Linked DNA regions of Homo sapiens: regions 1 and 2 are each linked to region 3. The links are chromatin loops, found by intact Hi-C in ENCODE. Cell type or tissue: dorsolateral prefrontal cortex. All regions are shown on one strand.

Evidence for each region. Hi-C counts contacts between places; a loop is a spot of excess contacts. Peaks named below come from ENCODE experiments on the same cell type or tissue, not always from the same donor. Only the 100,000 strongest peaks of a DNase experiment are listed, where the experiment ranks them.
Region 1: it touches region 3 in a loop (6-fold over the local background); 28 of 110 quality-filtered maps call a loop at or near these places.
Region 2: a loop joins it to region 3, with 9 times the contacts of the local background. A loop is called at or near these places in 13 of 110 quality-filtered maps.

Annotation. Positions count from the first base shown.
Region 1 is chr4:175,887,522-175,895,521 of GRCh38, reverse strand. It overlaps a transcript of GPM6A not described here. Among named protein-coding and RNA genes, the nearest start is that of GPM6A, 79 kb to the right of the region's middle. In dorsolateral prefrontal cortex, a CTCF peak has its summit at 3,419; no DNase peak of the experiment used is centred here; H3K4me3 peaks cover 1,142 bases; H3K27ac peaks cover 2,654 bases.
Region 2 is chr4:176,337,863-176,345,862 of GRCh38, reverse strand. No RefSeq gene overlaps it. Among named protein-coding and RNA genes, the nearest start is that of SPCS3-AS1, 21 kb to the right of the region's middle. In dorsolateral prefrontal cortex, a CTCF peak has its summit at 4,711 (motif pointing right); no DNase peak of the experiment used is centred here; H3K4me3 peaks cover 1,001 bases.
Region 3 is chr4:175,557,225-175,565,224 of GRCh38, reverse strand. No RefSeq gene overlaps it. Among named protein-coding and RNA genes, the nearest start is that of GPM6A-DT, 230 kb to the left of the region's middle. In dorsolateral prefrontal cortex, CTCF peaks have their summits at 4,222 and 4,424 (motif pointing left); a DNase peak (open chromatin) is centred at 2,474; H3K27ac peaks cover 5,933 bases.

The sequences.
Region 1 (8,000 bases), 330 kb before region 3:
CATCTGTGTTTTCAAAATTTTCTGCAAAGAACATGTAACACTTTTGAAATGTTAGTTACCTTCCAAGTTCTTAGTTTTTTCCAATTGGCAATAAGAAAAGTTAACTTATTCACCATTTTTTTTGAAAAGATAGGATGCATTGTTTATATCAGTATTACTTTAATTGAAATTAACCTAAATTTATTCTGAGAAAAATATAAATAGGATTTTGAATCACGTATTCTTTATAGCAACCAAATGGAGTCATTTAGTTTATTCCAGCCCTTATAGAAGCTTACCAAACAGAGCAAAATGGATCACATATTTAAAAGCAAGTTGGCTACACTGGTGGCATCTCAAGTCATTCACTGGCATACTGAATCACAAGATGATTTCATTCTAAAGATCAAAGAAGATTTTGTTTTGCCTTTAAGTATTTGAGTTTGCTTTAAAGTTCACTGATTCATGGTTTCTCACTCTATCGCATTCTGGGTCCCCTGAAACACAAAGTAACACAGTAAAAAAAGGGATGGTAAGACACCAGTTGTAACATGTCTTATCAATGCTGTATACTGATTTGGGAAGCAGTGTGTTACAGTAATAGTGTTTTGACTTTTAGAAACAGAGAATGGGTTTAAAACTTGGACCTGCCACTTAGTAGATGCATGATGTGATACTTAATCTCTTTTTGAACTTCGAAGACCCTTATATAAGAAAATGGGGTCATGTATTCTTTGTATAATATTTTGTGTATGAGTTTTCCTCCTAAATGATACTAGAGTGTGTTTGAAATTAATTAGCCAAAATGATTTAGCCACTCCCCTTTTGACAGATTTTTGAGGGGTTTCTGTGGTTTTACTATTAAAAATATATACTACTAACATTAAAATCCTTGTATTCTTGTTGTTTGTGCAGGTTACTCTGGATTAGGAATGATGAAAGGTAGAAGGGTAGAAAATGTAGTCTCATTATTAACTGGAAGACATTATTAACCATGGAACACACTCTTTTTGCATGCATAAAAATCTCTTTCTTTTCATGAAAAGCAATTGTGGGCAGAATGGAGCAGCTATTTCCTCAGAGGGGAGTCACTCTATCAGACAGAGTTAGTCTTTTATATTTTGTGACTCTGTCTTTCGAGCTAAGGCAGAGCAATTGTTCTTTAGCACCCCTTCCTCGCTTTTTCGCTATATACAGAAGTATCTTCCTATAGATTAGATATAGATGATTTCCCACTTGGACTTAGTAGTTGCTGAGAACACTTAATTTGGTCTATCACTTTTCCTTTTTTTTCTGAGCAAAAGTATCTTCAAAGAACTAAAAAAAAATGTAATTCTAACATGAGGACGGTCTGCTATCTTATCTTCTGTTTTCCAATTATATCTGCCATCTCAGTTTTAAGATCAACAAAGAAGGTGGATAAAGCACTTGTGAAATTATCAGCCACACTGAGACAACAGTATTCTCAGAAGTAGGAGTTAAGGGGTCTCTGAAATAAGAGATTAATTTATTTTTAATCTCTGTCTTTTTTAAGGATTGGATTTTTGACCAATCCATTTCAACAGGAATGATCTCAGAGATAGAATGTGAGGTGTGCAGCTCTCTCAAATGTTGATCATTATATTTTATATCATTTTGTTAATTAATTTATATCGCTTTTTCTTACCGAGTTTTAGCACCTTCATGTCCTACAAAGAGATGAGTTGATAGATATCAGGTTATCTTAGACTACACATTCCTAGAATAAACTTATATTCTTCAGTGAACTTCTGTTTTTACTTAGGAAGGTTAGGAAACGTAACTAGATTATGCAAATCTGATCTGAACAAAGATTTGAAGATATAAAACGAATGAGGTTAGTTATCATCCCCACCTGTCTTATAAGACATTAAGAAGGAATATTATCTATTCAGGGGGTAGTTTAAGAAAAACTGGCCGAGGAAAGAAAGGAGGACCCCATGAAGGTGCTGGAGGATCAGGAGGAAGAATAGAACAAGAGGAAAAAGGCAGTCAGCTTAAGGGAGGCCAGGAGGGAGGCTGATCAGAGTAAGGTCAGGAGAAAGGGAGAAGTGTTTAACTTAGGATTTTAGGTACTCCATGCTTTTATTACCTTTTCTAAGGAGTTCTTAAGGGAATCAGTTTTAGAAATTTCTTAAGTTGTAGAGGCTACTTCAAAAAATAAAAAACGCTGATCATTGAATAGTTGAAATTTTGAAACTTCTCCTTTCCTACGGCATATCACAAAGGATTATTTTCTTCATATTCCAAGTTTTTCTAGTATTATCAATAAAGTTCAAAGTTGTTCTTAATAAAAGCCTGCCACAGTTTAAGAAGCTGGATAGCAGCCCACAAGTACATTGATTCAAAATAAGAGAACCTGAGCATCAGGCTCGTAGGTTTACCATCACTGTCTCCAATGCCTGTCTTATCCATGGGGGAGACCCATTAAGTAGCGAAACAGTGCAAATGAAAAAGCTTACACCAAGGACAATTAAGATGGAAGAATAAAAGCTTAGATAGTGCTTTCAAGCAAAGGGAGCAGAACAGTGGTCAGGAGCAGGACCAGCCCAACTGTCTAGTCACTGGGACTCCAAAGAGAGGAGACATCAACAGAGTGTCTGGCATGATGAAATGCCAAGCACCCAAAAACACAGTCCTGATCTGAGTCTTGACATTGAAACCCTGGAAGAAAATCAGTCAGAACAATATAGGTAAAAATCTGGAAGACGGAGCTTTTATTGAGTTTAGCAAGAGGAAGTAGTTGAAGTTCACCTAGTTTTGGGAATAGTTGCTCAAAGATGATTCTTGTATATTCACTGCCATTGTTTGAGGAATTTGGATTATGTCAACAGGGTGAGAAGGGGCAATTGGGTGAAGGTCATGTGCCAGAGGGGATGGGAGGAAGAGACAGCTGTAGGGATCAAGCAAATGAAAGAGCCGTAGTGGAAAATTTAGTCCTTCACTCTCTCTTACAAAGTGGATGAAAATATTTATTGAATAAAGGAATGAAAGAATGAACAATAAGTATAAGAAGTAAAAATAGAGTGCAACAGGATTTCACAGTAGTGACCATTACTCCAGTTGGGGCTGCTTACGAATTCATGAAATAGTTGACACATGAATTACAAGTTGAAGGATAGACAGTATTGGACATTTGAGAGAGAAGAAAGCACAAATAATGACCAAGAAGTGAGAAAAAGTAGGGAAGGGATAGGGAACAATAAGTAGCAGATTGTTTTTCTAGATGTATTTTTTAAGGTTAATGAAGTAAGTTCGAATGAAATAAGAGGGTATCTTGAGTCCCTATTTAAGGATTTTAATTATGTAAATAATAAATGACTGTGATATTATCTCTCAATTAGGTAGGATTCATATGAGCAAGATGCCATTTGGTTAATTTTGTTCTTGAGAATGTAAATTGTAGTTCGCTTTAGTTACCAAAAGGTGGCAAAGTTACATGCTTGATAGTAGTTTTAAAGTACTAGACTGCTTCCCAAACAAGCCCTCTGATTTTTATTGAGTCTGTGTCAACACACATACAACATGCAAGATAACAACGGGCAAAAGCCACATTGAAGTTTGCTGTACTGCTTGTTGATCTCTGTTCCTGGCAATCCTGCAGCATCACAGCTTGCAATATTATGAATCATAGCCTTGCCTTTTCATTTTATTCTTTATTTAGTACTATAATTATCTAAATGAGCTTTGAAATTATGAGTTGAAGCTTCAGACTAGTCTCTGATTCTGCTATTCCAAGTATAAATTTGGTTCAATACTTTACATGTCTTAAAAGAGCAATGCAGTTTTTAAGAGGCAGTTCAAATTCTCACCACCTTCTTTTCTCTCTTACAGCTTCTCAAGGAATAACTACTGTCCTGAAATTAGAATGACTTTTTTCTGTATGTTTCTGTTTTAATTACTTATTCTGGTTAATGCCTCCTAACAAAGATCATCAGGAAATCTGTATTTGAATAAGTTCGGTACATTTCGATGATGGAGAATGCACATCATAAGAAAGCGTGGAGCACCTCAGTAAGAGGGTGTTAGAAAGGATTTATTACAGATTTGGACTTGCATTAGGTAAGTCTGGGAGGACTCAAGGAAGTGGGACTTTGCTCCAAAATGTTTACTGTTAGGAAGCAGAAGTAATTCTATTATTGAATGTCTTATCAAATCTTACCTAAAAGAAGGGAAGAATAGGATAAAACTAAAGCTGTAACCGGTAGAGAAGCAACAATCACTCCTATTAGCTGGGAAGAGGAAATGACATTCAGTAGAGAGAAGAAAGCATAAATAGAGGAGATTTGGTCATACTTGTGGTTTGGATAATATTCCTGGTTTGCCTTCGTTTAATATGAATTCAGACTTGTTTTTATTTTGGCCTATAATGATCACAAGGTGGCTTTGTCTGATGTTGATGTAAAATTACTTATGTTAAGTAGAAGAATATTAAGCCTATGTCATCAGTCTCATAAAGGTGAGTTCCAGGCCAGACCCTAGTTGTTAGTGTTAGCTTTGCTCACACATGTCAAGGGCTGCTTTTTGCATATATTTATATATCTACATCTAGTTGCATATACTCTATATCATTTGGGCTATGTATCATTTTTTGTGTTTAAATGTATATAAATGTTATCATACTGCATGCGTGATCTCTAATAATTTGATTCTTAAAATGTTCATTCTTAGAGGGGTGTGATGGCTCATGCCTGTAATCCCAGCACTTTGGGAGACCAAAGTGGAAGGATCACTTGAGGTCAGGGGTTTGAGACCAGTCTGGGCAACACAGCAAGACCCCATCTCTACAATATAAAAATAAAGATTAGCTGGGTTTGATTGCATGCAATTGTAGTCCTAGCTACTTGGGAGGATCACTTAAGCCCAGCAGTTAGAGGCTGCGGTGGGCCATGATTGCACCACTGCACTCCAGCCTGGGCAACAGAGCAAGACTCTGTCTCAATAAAATAATAAAATAAAATAATAAAATAAAATAAAATAAAAACATAGCATAACATAAAATAAAATAAAATAAAATAAAATAAAATAAAATAAAATTGCTCTAAACATATTCAGTTTGCTTCTTTTTGACTGTGTGTATGGTTTTCCATTATACAAAAAGCCTCCTAAATATACGTGGACATTCAATTTCATTATGCTGTTTTGCTATTATAGGTAGTGCTGTCAAGAACTATAACTATGAATATATTTTTCGTACATACATATGGAGTTCTTTAGGGTGTTTATTCTAAAATGAAATTACCAGATTCTATAGGATGGACATTTCAACTTTACTAAATATTGTCAAGTTGGTCTCCAAAAATTGATTGTATAAGTTTTTACTTTGTCCTGCATTGTTGCAGAGTTTGTTTTCCTGTATCTTTCAACAGTACTTGTTATCAAATTTTCTCAGTCTTCTGGGTATGCAGTAGAGTCTCATTGTTATTTTCATGTGCTTTTATCTAATTATTAGTGAGCCTGCCTATTTTGTTATATAACTTTTGGCCATTTGGTATTTCCAATTTCGTGCATGGCTTGTTTATATTATTTGGTTATTTTTCCATTGAATGTAGGTGTTTTGCTTGTTGATTTGTAGTGTGTTTTCACATGTTTTGGGTTCCTATTAATTGTATAGTCAGTGACTTATCTTTTCCTTTTTTCATGGCCTCTTCTTTTCTTTTCTTTGCTCGTTTTTCTTTCTTTCTTTCTTTTTTGTTTTGTTTTGTTTTGTTTGAGACGGAGTCTCGCTCTGTCACCCAGGCTGGAGTGCAGTGGCGCGATCTCGGCTCACTGCAAGCTCCGCCTCCCGGGTTCACGCCATTCTCCTGCCTCAGCCTCCCGAGTAGCTGGGACTACAGGCGTCCGCCACCACGCCCAGCTAAGTTTTTGTATTTTTAGTAGAGACGGGGTTTCACCGGGTTAGCCAATGGCCTCAATCTCCTGACGTTGTGATCCACCCGCCTCGGCCTCCCAAAGTGCTGGGATTACAGGCGCGAGCCACTGCGCCTGGCCTCTTTTTTTTTTTTTGGAGACAGGGTTTTGCTCTGTCACTCAGGCTGGAGTGCAGTGGTGTAAACACTGCAGTTGTGACCTACTGAACTCAAGTCATCCTCCTGCCGTAGCCTCCAGAGTATGTGGGACTACTGGCACACACCATCATGCCTGGCTAATTTTAAAATTTTTTTGTAGTGGCAGGGTCTCACCATATTGCTCAGTCTAGTTTTATGGCATTTTCTAACCCAGAATTTTTAAACTTGCATGTGATCAAATTTATCAGTCTTAAAAAAATTGTTTGTATTATTTGTCGCTTAAAAATACTATTCTATTCTAATGACAAAATTATTCTCTTTTTGTTCTAAAAGTTATAAAGTTTTATTTTTCACATCAGATCTTTAGTTCATCTAATTTTGTGTATGTGTTTGTGTATGTGTGCATAATTTGAATAGGAATTTATTTTTCCATTTTAACCATATAGTTTGTCAGTTGTCCAACACTTTTTTCCCATCTGATTTATAATGTTACCTAATTCCTAAGTGTAGTTCTTATAACTACAGGGATCTATTTCTAGGCTCTATATTTAATTACATTCTTCAATTTGCCTAGCACTATGGCAGTATCATAATATTCAATTGTACTTTTTCCTTCTGTTTCTTGGTCAAAGCTGACTTAGCTTTTTGTAGATCTTTATGTTACCGTATTACTTTATGTTGACTATATTATCCTTGGAATCCTTGGAATCCTTTTGGGAATTCAGTAAGTGTTGCATTTAGTTTATACAATTATAGGGAAAATATCTACCTTTAAGCATTGAAATTTTTTATTAGTGAACATGGTCTGTTATCTTCTTTTATTTAAGACATTTCTGTTCTTCAATGATTTAAAAATTTTCTCAGTAAAGTCTTACAGATTGTTTTAGACTTAGATCAAAGCACAGTTATTAAATATGTTACATATTATCTTTATTTTCATATATTGATCTTATATTCAGCAACCTTGCAGAAGTCTCACATTTGCTAATGTATAATGTGTGTTCTTTCGGATTTGCTATAATAGATTAACTGTCTTTGTGAGTGATGACAGCTTTGTTCTTTTCTAGTTCTTGTATATTTAATTTCTGTTTTGATTTACAGAAGCAAACACTCTAGCTTATTCCTGAATTAAAAGGAAATGCTTCTTATGATTTACTCTGTAGTATGCTGTTTCTTATAAAATAAATAATCATTAAGAGATTAGGACAATTTTAATCGATTTCTGGTATGCTTAAAGCCTTTATTCTTCATAAAAGCGTACTGAATTTATCAATTTATTTTATTGCACAAATACCTTGTTCAATAAATTTTTGTCTTAAATCTGTATGATGTATTAAAATAAGATTTTCTAATTTTAAGCTATCTTTGTACTCAGATGTTAAACCATCCTTGAATTGTGATTGGTTATTATGTATTACTTTTCCATTTTAAATTAGATTTTAAAATTTTAGTTTGTAAATAAAATCAACCTCAAATTTTTCTTTTTGATGATGTCCTTACCTGTCTTTGGTATTAAGATTTATGTAGTAATATAGCATTAAGTTGCAAAATGTGCTCCTTCTATTCTGCAACAACTTGTACAAAATAGAAATTATCTCTCCTTAAAGCTTTAATGGGGCCCTTATTTAATAATATCTGGGCCTGGCTATTGATCAGTGGGCAAATTTTTAACTATTGATTATTGAAATTATTATTATGCAGTTCAGGCTTGCTATTTCATTTTGAAACACTTAAAATATGAATTTCATCAACATTTTCAACAAACTTAAGAAATTATTTTTAGTGTTTTTTATTTTTTTTCAAAATTTTTATCATGGTTATATTTTTATTGTGTCTAATACTTTACCTTTCCTCCTTTGTTCTTGATAACACTTGCAGTGGTTTGTCAAACGTATTAGCATCTAGAACACTAGGTTTGAAAATGTTCTTTCTCGTATTCTTGATTTTTTAAATTCTATTAATTACTCTTTTCATCTTTATTGCTTCTTGTGATCA
Region 2 (8,000 bases), 780 kb before region 3:
GTTGTAACCTTTTGCAGGGGTTCCCCGAGCAGAAGGCTCACAGCTTTTGTGCAGCATAAATCTACTGCAGCACTACCGGCTGTGGCAGGGGACAGACATTGTACAGTGGTGAGGGAATGGTCTGAGCCGGAATGCCCCGGTTTAGAACGGGGCCCAGGAGGGACCCCTCATGGTGTTTCCTGAAATCGGGTTCCCATCTTTATCAAATTTAGAGTGACACTGATTAGTCCAGTGTTTTCCTCTTTTACATTTTGGACATATTTCAGGCTCAGCAGTTTTCTTTTCTCCCTATTTGGCAGCCTGACTCGCTGATTTTTTTCTACATTCTTTTTTGGTATGATCATGCTTCCCATAGTTAAAACAAGCTCCAGGAAACGGAGTATTTCCTTTATCCACTCTCAGTCCTGCCATTGCCTGGGCTAGCAGAGTAGCCTTATGCAGATTACCTCCGATACCATCACAGGCATTGATAAAATCAACTAAATGTGCTTTCCCTCTAATAGGTCACAGAGCAGCCTGGCAATTGGGATTAGCATTGTCGAAAGCTAATAACCACAACACTATATCCTGAGCAGCTGAATCTGCAATCACCTTTTTAAGAGACTCCTGTAACTGCGCTATAAAATCTGCATATGGTTCTTTTGGTCCCTGTTTGACAGAACTAAAGGGAGGGTATTGTTCTCCTCCTGAAGTGATTTTTTTCCCAAGCTCTAATGCACACTCCTCTAAGCTGCTCTATGGCATCATCCTGCATGACCACTTGTGCATCTAAACCAGCCCAGCCGCCGACCCCTAAAAGTTGGTCTGCAGTTATATTAATCTGAGGTTGGGCCTAGGCATTACAAGCAGCCTGAATGGAAACTTCATCTGCCCACAAGGTTTTAAATTGTAAGAACTGAGTAAGAGTTAGACAAGCTTGAGCAAGAGCATCCCAGTCAGTAGGAATCATCTGACTGGAAACAGCAACATTCTTTAACAGTTCCATTACAAAAGGAGAACCTTGTCCATATTGATTAATAGCTTGTTTAGATTCTTTGAGTAATTTAAAAGGAAAAGGCTCAAATGTAGCTATAATATTTCCCTGTTGATCTGGGGGGTGTATTCTAATAGGGAACTGCCAAGCCTCTAAATCACCCTCTCTTCTAGCTTGCTGAATTCCTGCCTGAATAGAACTGAGAGCGATCGCTTGAGGCGCTGCTTGAACAGTCACTGGGGCAATCACTTTTTGCCCAGCATCCTCCAGAAAAGAAAGATCTGGAGGGTCAGGCCACTCTTTTTCTTCAAAATAAGGAGGGGGTGCAGAAGGATAGGGATAAACCTCTCCCTCCTTTGCCACTTTAGCTTTAGCAGGCAAACAAACTTGCTCTGTTACTTCTTCTGTTACTTCATTATACTCTCCTTTCTCCTCATCATCAGTGTGAAAAGGTTCCAAGGTGGAACGAACCAGAGCCCACACTTGTCCCATTGTTACACTGATGCTTCCGAGCTCCCCTTCTTACTCACCATAGGGATTGCTTAAGAGTACTCAGGTGTCCTCCAGCATAGTTCCACATTCTCCAACCATCACTCCGGGGACCCTTTGACCTGGTTTCAAACCTCCCATATTGGGCGCCACTTGCCGAGACCAGCTCAGGCGTGGAGACCTAATCCAGCGGCGCTAGAGGAATTAAAGACACACACACAGAAATATAGCATGTGGAGTGGGAAATCAGGGATCTCACAGCCTTCAGAGCTGAGAGTCTCAAACAGAGATTTACCCACACATTTATTGACAGCAAGCCAGTGATAAACATTGTTACTATAGTTTATATATTAATTAAAAGTATTCCTTATGGGAAACAAAGGTATGGGCCGAAATAAAGGGATGGGCCTTGCTAGTTATCTGTAGCAGGAACATGTCCTTAAGGCACAGATTGCTCATGCTAGTCTGTGGCTTAGGAATGCCTTTAAGTGGTTTTCCACCCAGGGCAGGCCAGGTGTTCCTTGCCCTCATTCCAGTAAACCCATGACCTTCAGCATGGGTGTCATGGCCATCATGAACATGCCACAGTGCTGCAGAGATTTTGTTTATGGTCAGTTTAGTGGCCAGTTTATGGCCGGATTTTGGGGGCCTGTTCCCAACACCTGTGCTCTCCAGAGCCCAGGAAACCCTCCTGCCCCCTCAGGCTTGGAATTGCCTGCTCCCAATGCCTGGCCTCTCCCTGCTTCTGGCACCCACTCCTATTCTGTAGTAAAGTTGAGGATGAGCCTGGGTGCTGTCACAACCTAGCTGGGTGTGTGTGTGTGCTTGAGGCAGTGCTGACATGCCAGGCCCCTGCCACCTCAGCCCCCATCCGACTTTGGGCACTGACAAGCACAGGAGGGAGGCTGAGGTGGGGGCTGAGAGCAGCTCAGTGCAGGGCCTACAGGCACCCCTTGGCACAAACAGCCTGGGCACTGTGCATGGCAGGTTGATGGTGGCAGGAGGTAGACACACTCCTGGGCACAAAGGAGCAGGTCACCCAGCGAAGCCCCACCTTCAAGCCAGGGACAGAGTGAAGCCTGGGGGTCAGGTTATCAGTTCTGCAGACTGGATAGAAAACTTATGGTGCTTTTTCTGGGCCTGCCCACGGCTGCCCACGGACCAGTCAGCATGCAGTATCTCCCCTCTAAAGCCCATAAAACCCCCAGACTCAGCCAGGCTTGGGTAGAGGATGGGACAACTTGCCTGTGGATAGGAGCTACCAACTCTGGGCCTCCTCTCCACTGAGGGCTGCAGACAACAGGTTGACCTGGCTGCAGAGAGGAGCTACCTCTGTGGTCTCCTCTGAGCTGCTCTGTCCCTCAATTAAGCATCTCTTTGCCTTGCTCACTCTCCACTTGTCCACATACCTCATTCTTTCTGGACATGGGACAAGAACTCAGGAACTGCCAAATATGGCAGGGCTGAAAGAGCTGTAACACAAGCAGGGCTGAAACATGCCCCTTGCTCACCACATTGCAGGCAACAAGGAGGAAAGAAGAGAGAAAAAGAGAAGACCTGCAGCCTTTCGAGGAGCCCAGATCTAGGAGCTCCCAAGCCAGGGCTGTGAGGCCCTCATTGGGGGTCTGCAGTTCCTGGCATCTCCAAGCTTGTGGACACCACCATGTTCCCCCGTGCCAGCCATGGAAGATGCTTGTGGTATGCCTGGTCCAGCCACAGTCTAGCAGGGAGCCAGCACCCTTGCCAACACCTGGAGCTGTCCACCCCACCACAGCAGGCGTACCTCAGTGTGTGCAGTGACTGAACCCCACACTCGCTTGCTCACACACCACTCAATACTCTGCACTGGGGTTGCCCTTGGCAGGTGAGGGATCCAGGCCAGTAACGCGAGTCGAGCACAGCCTGCCAGGCTAAGTGGGCAGAATGAGCCCAGCAGGCCTGAGCAAAACTTGGGCAAAGGCACCAGCAGCCACAGAGGTTTCTGGCTGGAAAAGCGACAACACCCCAAGGATCCTGTGACTCTGGGAATACAGCAATGGACAAAGACAAAAATCCCAGCTCTCGTGGAGCTCACATTCTTAATACTTTACATTTTTAACTAGTAAGAATCATTAGCTTAAGAATTTATTAAATCTGCATGACAGTATTTCAAGGTTAACATAAAATTTTTTAAATCAATGAATACAAAATAATAAAATAAAGACAAAGATTCAATTAATTCAAAATAAAACAATATGAACAAAACAAGTATAAAAATACATTATACATGAATAAGAGGGGCAAAACAAGCCCAACTACATTATTAATCACTATAACCACCAATTTAAATTTAAATAGCTTACCAGATTGGATTTTAAAAATCCAGCTCTATGCTATTTAAAAGAGACATATCTATGAGGACATGAGGACAAGGAAAATATTTCCATAGTTTTAATGATAGAAAATCATGTAGTGTAGGGCCATACTGTTTCCTGTTGTCAGCCAATTTGTAGTTCAGATTGCCCAGAAAAATACCATGCTTTCTGTCAGTGGGTTATTCACCATGTTTAATTTATTTGCCTTGTTTCAATGAAAGGAGATTTACTGGCAATCTGCACAGAGAAGTGGTAAGACTGATTTATTTGTTAGTCTATTAGAAATTTAAAAATTTTGTTCTTTGTCACTGATTAGCATAGTCTCAGTTTATGAAGTTAGACATTGCTGCTGGGTGCAGTGGATCACATCTGTAAATCCCAGCACTTCGGGAGGCTGAGGTGGGTGGATCACTTGAGCTCAGGAGTTCAACACCAGCCCAGGCAACATAGTGAAATCTCATCTCTACAAATACAAAAATTAGCAGGGCGGGGTGGCGCCTTCCTGTGTTCCCAGCTACTCAAGGAGCTGAGGTGGGAGGATTGCTGGAGCCTGGGAGGTCCAGGCCAGAGTGAGTGCAGATTACATCACTACACTGCAGCCTGGGTGACAGAGTGAGAAGGTGTCTCATGTTCTAAAAACTAAAAAAACAAACAAACAAAAAAAAAACCCCACAAAGTTAGAGATTGCTTTCTCTTACATTACCACTCTCAACTCAAAGCTTTTAGCAATTTTTATGTGAGGCAAGACTAAATAAACTGATAAGTGTACAATTATTCTTGTGGGTAATTTTTCTTTCTGCATTTTGGTGTTGTAAACTGTGTACATTAGATGGCAATACTATAGTGTGAGAGAGAGAATTAGCGATCTAGTACTTGTTTTCATGAGCTGTATCACCAGAGGGCACCAAAGGACCAGTTATGAGCAAAAAAAAAAAACAACAAAAAAAACCCATTCGGGAAAAAACCACTGTAATGATTGCACTGTTTTTACCCAACCTTTTCACAAGCACATATCTGGCCAGTGTGAAGACTTTCCGCCTCATAAAGGTAACATGAAATACAAAGCTTCAGGGTATCAGGTCTACACAGTGCATAATGCCATGCCAAAGGCTCTCTGGTGCTATCACGTTTTATCGTAAAGAAAGAAATTTTTAAATCAGGAAACTGGAAAAATTACTTTCCTCTCTAGTGACTTTACTGCTTACACTAGATTAAAAAATATTTCGTTTATAGTGAAAATGATTCTCCAGTGCTATCTCACTAATCATTTAATTAATTGAAACAGTAATGCACTAGACATATTTGCCTCTTATTAATGTTTGGAAAGCTTGTAGTCCTGAGTGTATTTCTTTTGTTGACAATTTCCTTTGAAATGTGATTTCTAGCAGGGGTAATTTGACTCTTTTAGTTAACCAGAAAACGTTAGATGGCCATCAAATATTTAGAGCAAGAGTTTGGAAAATGACACATAGTAGATGAGCAGTCAGTAGCACATGTGGTTATTTGTAAAAGTGCACTGACTTTGGAGTCAGCTAGACCTGTGTTCAGGACCCTCTAAGTCTGACCCTGAGCTCAATGTCCTGAGTCTATTGTTTTGCATTTGAATCATAACTCCACTGTCCTATCCTTTGAATTCTCCAATATGTGTCTTGCCTCAAGGTCTGGCTCTTGCTACACCTTCAGCCAGGATTTCTCTTCCACCCAGTATCCCTGCGGCTTTCTCTTTCATCTCCTTCAGATATCACCTTGTGAAAGAAGTCTGCCATGACCATCTTACTTAAACTAGCATCCCAGTACTCCTTATCTCCCTTCCCTAATTATTTATCTTCATAGTACTTACATCCTATGACATGAAATATGATTTTCTCATGTGTCTGTTAAACATTCTCCCTGCTAGACTGTAAATTCCATTAGCGAATTTTTTTTTTTCCTGCTTTGGTCACTGCTCTGTCAACTAGAACAATGCCTAGCAAATAGGAGCACAATAACTATGTGTTGAATGAATGAATCCCAAGAATGTTATGACTGGTCATTTTCTTGGAAAATCACCTACCACATAATAGGTAGCCAGTAAATTGTAGCTCTTATTATGAAAACTTTTAGGCTGTTATTATCATTACTTTTAATGGCAAAAACAGCAATTACTTTTGCACCAACCTAACAATTCTTACTACTGTTTGAACTGACTTTTCTTTTAAACAACGGTCCTGAAATTGATTTACCAGGTAATAACCACCAATTTTTAAAAAAATGAATGAAAGAATAAATAAGCATATCCCCATAAGTGTATGTATTTTGTGAAACTTTAACTGTAATTTTGTGTGTGTGTTATGAATGTGTTATAAAAGCACAGAAGATACTGACAGACCTTTCATAGGTTTTCCTGGAGATTGTATACCTGTTAAATAATGGATCTTCCTTGCTGGAAGGAAAATGACCAACACAGAGACTTAGATTTGAAAGGACTGATCCGCCTGGCCAAATTTGGCAATTCCAACCAGGTAGTGATGTTCCTTATTGTTTTCACTCATGGCAAAGATTCTCAGCTATCTAGGAACTTAAGCTTCCTAGGCCTTTGCATCCGTCAGGAGAATTCTAACTAGCTGGCTCAATGTGACAAGTGACATGTTATTCCCCTGCCTCCAACCCACTTTAATATATTTATTCTTTAATTAATATTCACTGCAGTTGGAATACTTTAATTCTTGACTCTCTAAGACAAGTGGAGAAATCTTAAAGGCAGGTTTGAGAATTGAGGCCACATTACAAAACAAAACAAAACCAAACACCTCCCAAGAAAGTGTAAAGTGTTTTGAAGAACTGTCTGTATCACCACATTCCATTCCAGAGTATAAGCAATGTCTGGCGCATTAAAGATACTAACACACACAAATGAACAATGTAAAATGGATGAAATCTGAATAGTCTATTAACTGTACCAACATCAATTTCTATGTTTTGATACTGAACTATAGTTAGTAAGATGTCACCATGAGGGAGAACTAGGTGAAGGAGTACAGGGGACCTCTTTGTGCTAGTTTTCAACTTCCAGTAAATCTATAAAAGGATCAATAAAGGCCTTTAAACAATATAGTCTCCTTACCATCCATGACCCTTTTCAAAACTGAAATTATTGTTAGACTACTTCCCAGAAATGTATTTCTAGTTAGTAGGGATGGGTAGACAAAGGAAAAATCTTAGAACCTGTCAATGGTTTTATAGGATCATTTCACTATGGGAAAGATCATCAAAGATTGTTAAGTAGACAAACGACCAATGGAGTTATTAATATAATGCACTGATTTCAAGTTAAAATTAAAATAAAGAACTTGCTAGAAAAAAAAAAGATGCTGAGCAAATATTTAATTGAATTTCTTGATTTACAATCAAGTGCAAAGAGCTGGTCGGTGGCCAGTGAACTATCCGTCTTTAAGTTAAAGTTATAAATCATTTTGGATTTTGGGTTCCTCATCTCTTTAGGGGATTAGGCTCCTGATTAGGTTTGTTACACATTTGCTTTGACCATTGTCACTGCCTGGATACTGACCCATATCCTTGCTGTCACAGTAGAGGATTCCGTATTTTTCTTAGCTTTCCTAAAGGCAGTGACATTGTTGAAAATTTCCAGAGCCCTGTGCTCCCAGGAAAAAGCAATGGTTTTAAAAAAAAACCTTTTATGTTGTGAGAAACAGTTAACTTCAAGGAACCACCTCCCTTGGCATATCCAAGAACTGACCCCCCCCATCCTTCCCCTTGACTCCCTTGTTTACCTGCCTCTATAAAACCCCAAGCCTCCTTCATTTCTTTGACACATTCTGCTGCAGAAATGAAAATTCTCCCTATTATAATATCTAAAGCAAAATTATCTTTATTGCCTGGTGCATTTTGTCTTTCACGCCAACTTCCATTCAAAGCTTTATTATTTGTTTTCTCTGGCCCTTTTTAGGCCACATGGTTAAAATGAGGGTATATTTTCCTATACGCTTCAAGATCATTAAGAAATTAATCTATATGATTGAGCTAAGAAATTGATTTTTTTCTATTCTTACCAGAAAAATACTAAGTCTGTTGTTCAGAGAACATCTGTCTCCTACACCAAAGATACTGAAGAAAGACTCATTGTTCTGAACAAGGTAAAAGAATTATTCAATTTGCTCTACAATTATCTGTAAAAAAAAAAAATA
Region 3 (8,000 bases):
ATATGACCCACCAATTCCACTCCTGGGTATATAACCAAGAAAAAATGAAAACATATTTATACACAAATCAACAAACCTGAATGTTCATAGTGACTTATGCATTATGGCCCAAAGTTTCACACAACCAAAATGCCCGTTCATCAGTGAACACAGAAATCAACTTGGATACCTCATTTAATGGAACACTACATAGCAATATAAAGAACAAACTTCTAAAATGTGCAAAAACATGGATGACTCTCAAAAGCATTATATAAATGAAAGAAACTAGTCAGAAAAGATGACATACTGTATGTTTTCATTTATATGACCTTCAAGGAAAAGCCAACTGTGGTGACAGAGGTAGATCAGTATTTGTTGGAGCCAGATATCTGAAGATGGTAATTGAGTATAAAACAAAAACAAAACAAAACACACTTGGAACCTTTCTTCATTGCCTCTTGGTATTGTATACAAACAAACTTTTTGTTAGGAAATGTGTTCAGTAATGCCTAGCTGATGGATTGGTTGTAAATGAGCACTTGTATTAGCTTTTTAATATTGATGTAACAAGTTGTCCAAATTTGGTAGCTTAAAACAATAGAAAATTATGCTTTCATAGTTCCAGAAGCAAGAAGTTTCAAGGCAAGGTACCAACAGGGTTGGTTTATTTTGGAGATTCTGAAGGAGAGTTCATTTAATGCCTTCTTCTAGCTTTTGGTGCCAGCATTTCTTAGTGTTTCCTGGCTTATAGATGTATCACCCCAACCTCTGTCTCCATCTTCATATTACCTTCCCCTCTGTGTGTCTTCTTGCCTTCTCTTCTTTTATAAGGACATTTGCCATTTGATTACGGCCCACTGTTATCCAGGATAATATCCTCTTGAAATCCTTAACTGTTACATCTGCCAAGAACATATTTCCAAATGAGATCACATTCACAGCTTCTGGGTGGACATATATTTTGGGGAATGTATTAGTCTTCTGCTGCCATAACAAAATAGCACAGAATGGGTGGCTAACAAACTGTACATATTTATTTTCTCATAGTTGTAGGGGCTGGAAGTTGAGATCAGGATGCCAGCATGTCTGTGTCATGGTAAGGGTTCTCTTCCTGCCTATGCAAATGACTGTCTTCTTGCTGTATTCTTTTGTGGCAGGGAGGGTGCCCTGGTGTCTCTTCCTCTTCTTATAAGGACATTAATTCCATAGGATCTATAAGGGCTGCATCCTTATGATTTCACTTAACCTTAATCACATTCTTAAAGGCCACATCTCCAATACAGTCCCTTGTATGTGATTAAGGTTAGGGCTTCAACCTATGAATTTTGTGGTGACACAATTCAGTCCATTGCAGGGGTCACTATTTAACCCACTGCAGAACGATTCCTTCATTCTTCCTTTACTGTCACAGCCACAGCTTAGACAATTACCTGGCAAAAAGGGAAGAGGAAGAAAATAGCACCAAATAAGACAGATGTCATTTCTTCCTTTCCCTTCTATATCCCATTTCCTACAATTCCTTTCAGACAGAAGACATTGATCATTAAGTGTAAATTATAAAGATGAAATCTAGTGGCTTTGGAAATAATTTTTTGACTTATCTATTTATTTTACTCTCTGGGAAAGCTCATTTAGATACAAACACAGTAATCACTCATTATGTTTGGTAAATTCGTTGGCTTATTCCCCTGAATTTTCAGTCCCTAGATCTTTGTGGGTCCTCTAGGAGCTATGAAATTGAAGGTCAGTGAGATAGTTAAAACTGGTATATTGGAATATTATTATTGTAAAAGGATAAGCAACTCTAAGAAACCTTATTATCTATACATGTCAAAGCTTTTTTTCCCTACAATGACAAGTAATTTATTTTCTTCTGTAAATACCATTTCTTTCCATTGTCTGAGAGTTTTTACAGGACACAGGTAAAATGAATAATGTCACGGGCTTTACTGTCTTCAAGTCAGTCCCTGTTCAGTGTAATTTATTATTCCAGCTCAGTAACTGATTGGTTAGTTACTTGTCCTTAAATTTATAGCTATCATTTTTCTACAGTTTAATTTTGCTGATTTTTTAACAGCATTTCATATAGATTTTATTAAATAATAGGTATATATATATACACGCATATATAATACACTTTTCATTATATTACCAGTAATCACCCATATCTGACATCTTCTCAATACCATGTTCAAAAATATACATACATAAAACATAAAATTTAAACTACAAAATTCTGCTTTCAGCCTTTCTTGCACAACCCCGGGAAGTCTGTGATTTGTTTTTTAGGCTACCTGAAGAGCTATTGTTTGATTAACATAAAAGTTTGTGAGGCAATTCAATGCAGCATTCAGTTAAGAAACCAGACATTTTCACAAAATCATAAATACAGTGCGAAGGCAGATTGAAAATGAAATGCCTGTTGCGTATGTTCTCCACACAGCTCCTCAGGGCTGCCTGTATGTAGAAATTTTCTCACTCCATCTGTTCCCTCTGCCTGAGTGACAGGTCTGCTTCTGCCAGCACTCCCTTCACCAGCAAGAGAGAGAAAATGTTTCCAGGTGCACATGGACACACCTGATCTCTTGCCTCATCATCCTTTTAGCGTATTTACTAAAGAGTGAATAGATCGAGAGGAAATAGGTAAAAATGGGAAAAACCTTCAATTTAATAGATTTGAAGTAAAAAGAGAAATTCATCTGACATATTCTTCTGAGATAGCTGAAATAAAGTCTCTTCCACTAAATATTTGGTGTCCAGGAGCCATCGTGCAACATTGTTGTATTAACAGTGCTACTGAATGAAGACATACTCATGAATTCATGTTTGCTGTTGTACCTATTGCTTAATAAATTGTTTTCAATCAAGATTTTACAGGCATTAGAACTGAATACCAGCAGCATACTAGTGAAGATGGTTATATAATCTCAGCTCACTCCATAGCCTGAAGCAAACAATTTCTTCTAAGTATTTCAATTACTTCATCTAAAAAAAGTCAACTGCTAAGATTTGAATTTTTTTTGTGTTAAATGCACCAATGAGAATTTTTTGGTAAGATGATTCAACGTCCTCTGACTAATTGTGCTATATGGGTTTGAAGTACCAATCACTTATGGAATATTAAGACTATAAAGGATTGTAATTTTTTTAGATGATTCATTTTAAACTCTTGGAATAGGGACTGTTTTGAATATATCTTTGTATCCCCCCACAGAACCTAATACAGTGCCTCACAGAGAGTTGGGATGAATAGATTTTTGTTAAGTGAATGGATTTTACAGTCTCAGTCTGTAGCTACAATTTCCCAGAGAAAAGGAGAGACCTTGTTCTAGAATTGGGATTGAAAGAAGGATCTCACAGCTAAGACTTGAAGGATAAATGCAGGCAAACTGTGGCGAGTTCACAACAGAAAACCATTGCATAACCAGTCTTTAGGACCTTTGTGTTAATATTCCCCAGGTCCACCATCTGTGCCCCTTACACATACATAGCCTTTGCAAAATATTCCATTGTCAACTGCAGCAAAGGGCTTTGGTAGATGTCACTTGATTGTATCTGCCATCACAGTTGGAATGAAGACAGACTCTCCCTCTCTCTTTCTCTGGCTGCCCTCCTCTACAAAATTAGGTGTTGAGAAAAAGTGATATTAGGAGAAAGGCAAACAGCAATTTCCCAGTTATTATTTGAAGATACTGAATATCTGTAGTCTCAGGAAATTTAATGATATGCATTCTCCAGAATGACTTCTTCAAAACTCATGGGCTGGCTTAAGAGATATAACTTGCTTTAAAAATTATTTCCCTACAATGAGTTAAGTAACTCATGTGTTAATTCATTCACAAAGTCACTGATTTTACCCAGCACATATGATGGACAAGATACCATTTTATCCCTCAAGGAAACAGATCTGCAGAGGTGTGGAGATATAGTATCCAAAAATATCCACACTAAAGGTAGAAAGGATGAGATCTGCAATAGAATAAAAACAAGAAGGAGAACTTCAGATATCTTCATTATTTCCTGTGATGTGGCAGATGAAATGCTCTCTTGAAGGAAGAAAGGAAACACTTGTTGAGGGCTTAAGGAGGTAAAAAATATTTTAAGCAGTTTCTTCTTGTATAGTGGCAATGCACATTACATATGTGGGTATACATGTACATGCATATATGCATGTATATGTATATATGTGTGTATATATACATATACACAAACACACAGAAGCTGATATTTTTATTCATATCTGCTTAACATATCATAAAACTCATAATTGTAAAAATAGTAACATCAAATTAATTGTTTATCTTCTTACAAGTAATATGAGTATTTTAAAAGGTATAGAATTTCTGGTTCACTTTCATTTAGATGAAGAAAATGGCTGAACAGAAAGTCTGTCGCAGAAATAAAAAGCCAGCATGTGTGTTTCTCATAGAATTATCAGATGCTGACATCTAGTGGCTCTCAAAATCCATAATTATGAAGGACTTTTAACAACAGGACATACTTTCCATGTACTGCAGATATGCACAGATGGATATATTTTATTTATATGTTCTATTATGGTTCTTTATACATAAAACAGTTGACACTTAGAATGAAAAAACTGTGGCTAACTGGACATGTTGTGATCAGCTACACTCCACATTTTGCACATAGCTGAAGAAAGTCCTCTCTTATGTTTCTGTCTCTCTCTCTCTTTCTTTCTCTTTTCTTTCTTTCTTTCTTTCTTTTTGTTCTTTCTTTCTTTCTTCTTTCTTTTCTTTTCCCTCCCTCCCTCCCCCTTCCTTCCTTCCTCTCTTTTTTATTCTTTCTTCTTTCTTACTCTTTGTTTCTTTCTTTCTTTCTTCCTTTCTTCTTTCTCACTCTTTATTTCTTTGTTTCCTTTCTCTCCTTTGTTTCTCCTTTATTTTCTTCCTTTCCTTATTTCTTTACTTCCTTTTACCTTTCCTTTCCTTTTTTTATTTATTGTGCAGGATAAAGTCTTTATAAATGGCCTTGCCACCTCTTGGACTTTGGACCTTTTGTAATCCGAAAGAAACCTCTTATGCATTAAATTCTTCTGAAATTTTAAAGTGCTTCTCCCTGTATTTCCTGTCTTTGCCCTGCTTTACCACAAAAGTTGATGTTATTCATGCAAAATTATGGCCCCGTAAGACTTCTCATTCCTGTTTTGCTTTGTGTATTTGGCATGTTCTATTAACATTACATAGTTTGTATTTAAATATATATGTAGCTATTCTGTCGAATTCATTTTAACTTTATTTTCCTCTTCCTTCTTTCCCTCCCTCCCTCTTTCTCTTTCTATCATTCTGTCTCTTACTTTCTTCATTTTCTACACCTTATAATTTTAGTACAATAGTTATTGCTAGTACACTTCTTCAAGGCTTATCTAATTTTATTTCATTGATGAATATACATAGTTAAAAAAAACCCTCATTATGGAAAGCAGATTACATTGAATGCTTTCTTGATTTTTTTCAGTTATAGCTTCTCTCCTTGATCCCTTTCCAAAAGCCATGGATTTAATGAGTTTAAAAAGAGCTTTCTGAGTATGAACTTCCTTCCTTGTGGAATTTGCATTCATTTTTCCACAAAACTTCTCAGGCAATTGTTCTGTGGCAGGAAATGCAAGGTAATCAGCTTGGTGCCCTTATTCGTGAGTTCAGTCAAGTTAAGCTGTCAGAAACCCAGAAAATGAGAGAAAAAATGCGTAAATAGATAGATTATAGCTCTCTTGGGTAGTGAAGAGTTTGCGTCCTCGTTGAACCTGTAACAAGCTGTAAGGATTAGTTTAGAGGCTTGCTTGAAAATTGGAAATGGGCTAAGGGTATATTAGAGAACACCTAAAGGAATGAAGTCCAGAATTCCTCCGAGTCGTATGTGCTTCTCCCTCCCACTTCGACTCTGTCTTGCTCCTACTCCTTCGCAAATACACTCTGCTCCTACACCTCAAGTTGACTTTGGAATATGGCCAAAATAGAAAGTTATTCTTGAATAACTTCAGAAGATCTTGATAATTTGAGTGAACTGAGAATAGGTTTGCTAGAATCCTCTAAAGGCAAAATTTTTCTGCAAATTATCAAAGTGTTATAGGAGACTGTTTCAACTTGATTCCATCTGAAGATTCAGTAGGCCTGATTACCTTTGTATCATTTTCAAAATCTGTTTACTACTCTTAAGCTGCTTTTTAGATTACAAAAGACTCCAAACAACCACAGCAATCTTGAGAAAGAAAAATTAAGTTGGAGGCATTCTACTACCGGATTTCAAATAATATTACAAAAACAAAGTGTGGTACTGGCATAAAAACGTACACATAGACCACTGTAACAGAATAGAGAGCCTAAAAATAAACTCAAGCATTCATGATCAACTAATTTCCTATTTTTTTTTTTTTTTTTTTTTTTGAGATGGAGTCTCGCTCTTTCGCCCAGGCTGGAGTGCAGCTGCACAATCTCGGTTCACTGCAAGCTCCGCCTCCCGGGTTCAAGCCATTCTCCTGCCTCAGCCTCCCGAGTAGCTGGGACTACAGGCGCCCGCCATGGCGCCCGGCTCATTTTTTGTATTTTTAGTAGAGACGGGATTTCACCGTGTTAGCCAGAATGGTCTAGATCTCCTGACCTCGTGATCCGCCCGCCTCGGCCTCCCAAAGTGCTGGGATTACAGGCGTGAACCACCGCGCCCGGCCCATGATCAACTAATTTCTATCAAGGGCAGCAAGAGAATACAGTGGGGAAAGGATAGTATCTTCAATAAAAGGTGCTGGAAAATCTGAATACTCATAAGTAAAAAAAATGAAATTAGATGTTTATCTTACCTCATACATAAAACTCAAATCAAAACGGATCAAAGACCTAAGAGTAAGGCCTGAAACTGTAAAACTCCAAGGAGAAAACAGGGAAAAAGCTCCTTGACATTGCCCTTGGACATTTTTTGGCTATCTCACCAATGGCTCAGGTAACAAAGGCAAAAATAAAACAGTGGAGCTGGAGCTACATTAAACAAATGATCCAGCACAGCAAAGAAAACAACAGAGTGAAAAGACAGCCTATAGACTGGAAGAAAATATTAGTGAACCACATATATAATAAGCACTTAATATCGAAAATATAAGAGGCTCACACTATGCAAGAGCAAAAATCAAACAAACCAATTAAAAAGTGGACAAAGGGCCGGGTGCGGTGGCTCACGCCTGTAATCCCAACACTTTGGGAGGCCGAGGTGGGTGGATCACTTGAGGTCAGGAGTTTGAGACCAGCCTGGCCAACAAGGGGTGAAACTCCATCTCTACTAAAATACAAAAAATGAGCTGGGAGTGTTGGTGTGCTCCTGTAATCCCAGCTACTCAGGAGGCTGAGGCAGGAGAATCGCTTGAACCTGGGAGGCGGAGGTTGCAGTGAGATCGCGCCACTGCACTCCAGCTTAGGCAAGAAAGACTCTGTCTCAAAAAATAAAAAGTAGATAAATAAATAAATAAGCAGGCAAAGGACTTGAATAAGTATTTCTTCAAAGAAGAGACAAAAATAGCCAACAGGTGTATGAAAGGTACTTAACATCACTAATCATCAGGGAAATTCCAGTCAAAACCACATTGAGATACCACCTCGCTACTGTTAGGACGGCTGTTATCAAAAAGACAAGAGAAAACAACTATTGGCAAGAAAAGGGAACCCTTGGACATTGTTAATAGGAATGTAAATTGGTGCAGCCATTATGGGAAATAATACGGAGGCTCTTCAAAAAAATTAAAAACAGAACTACCATGTGACCCAGGAATCCTTCTGAGTGTATATCCAATGGAAATAAAATTGCATCTCACAGAGATATCTGTTCCCCCATGTTCATTGCAGCATTATTCACAATAGCCAAGATATGGGAACTTCTAAGTATTTATTGATGAATGAATCGATAAGGAAATTGTCATATATAGGATATAGGATGCAATATTATTCGGCCTTAAAAATTGAGGAGATCCTGCCATTTGCAATAATGTGGATTAACATTGAGAACATTATGTAAAA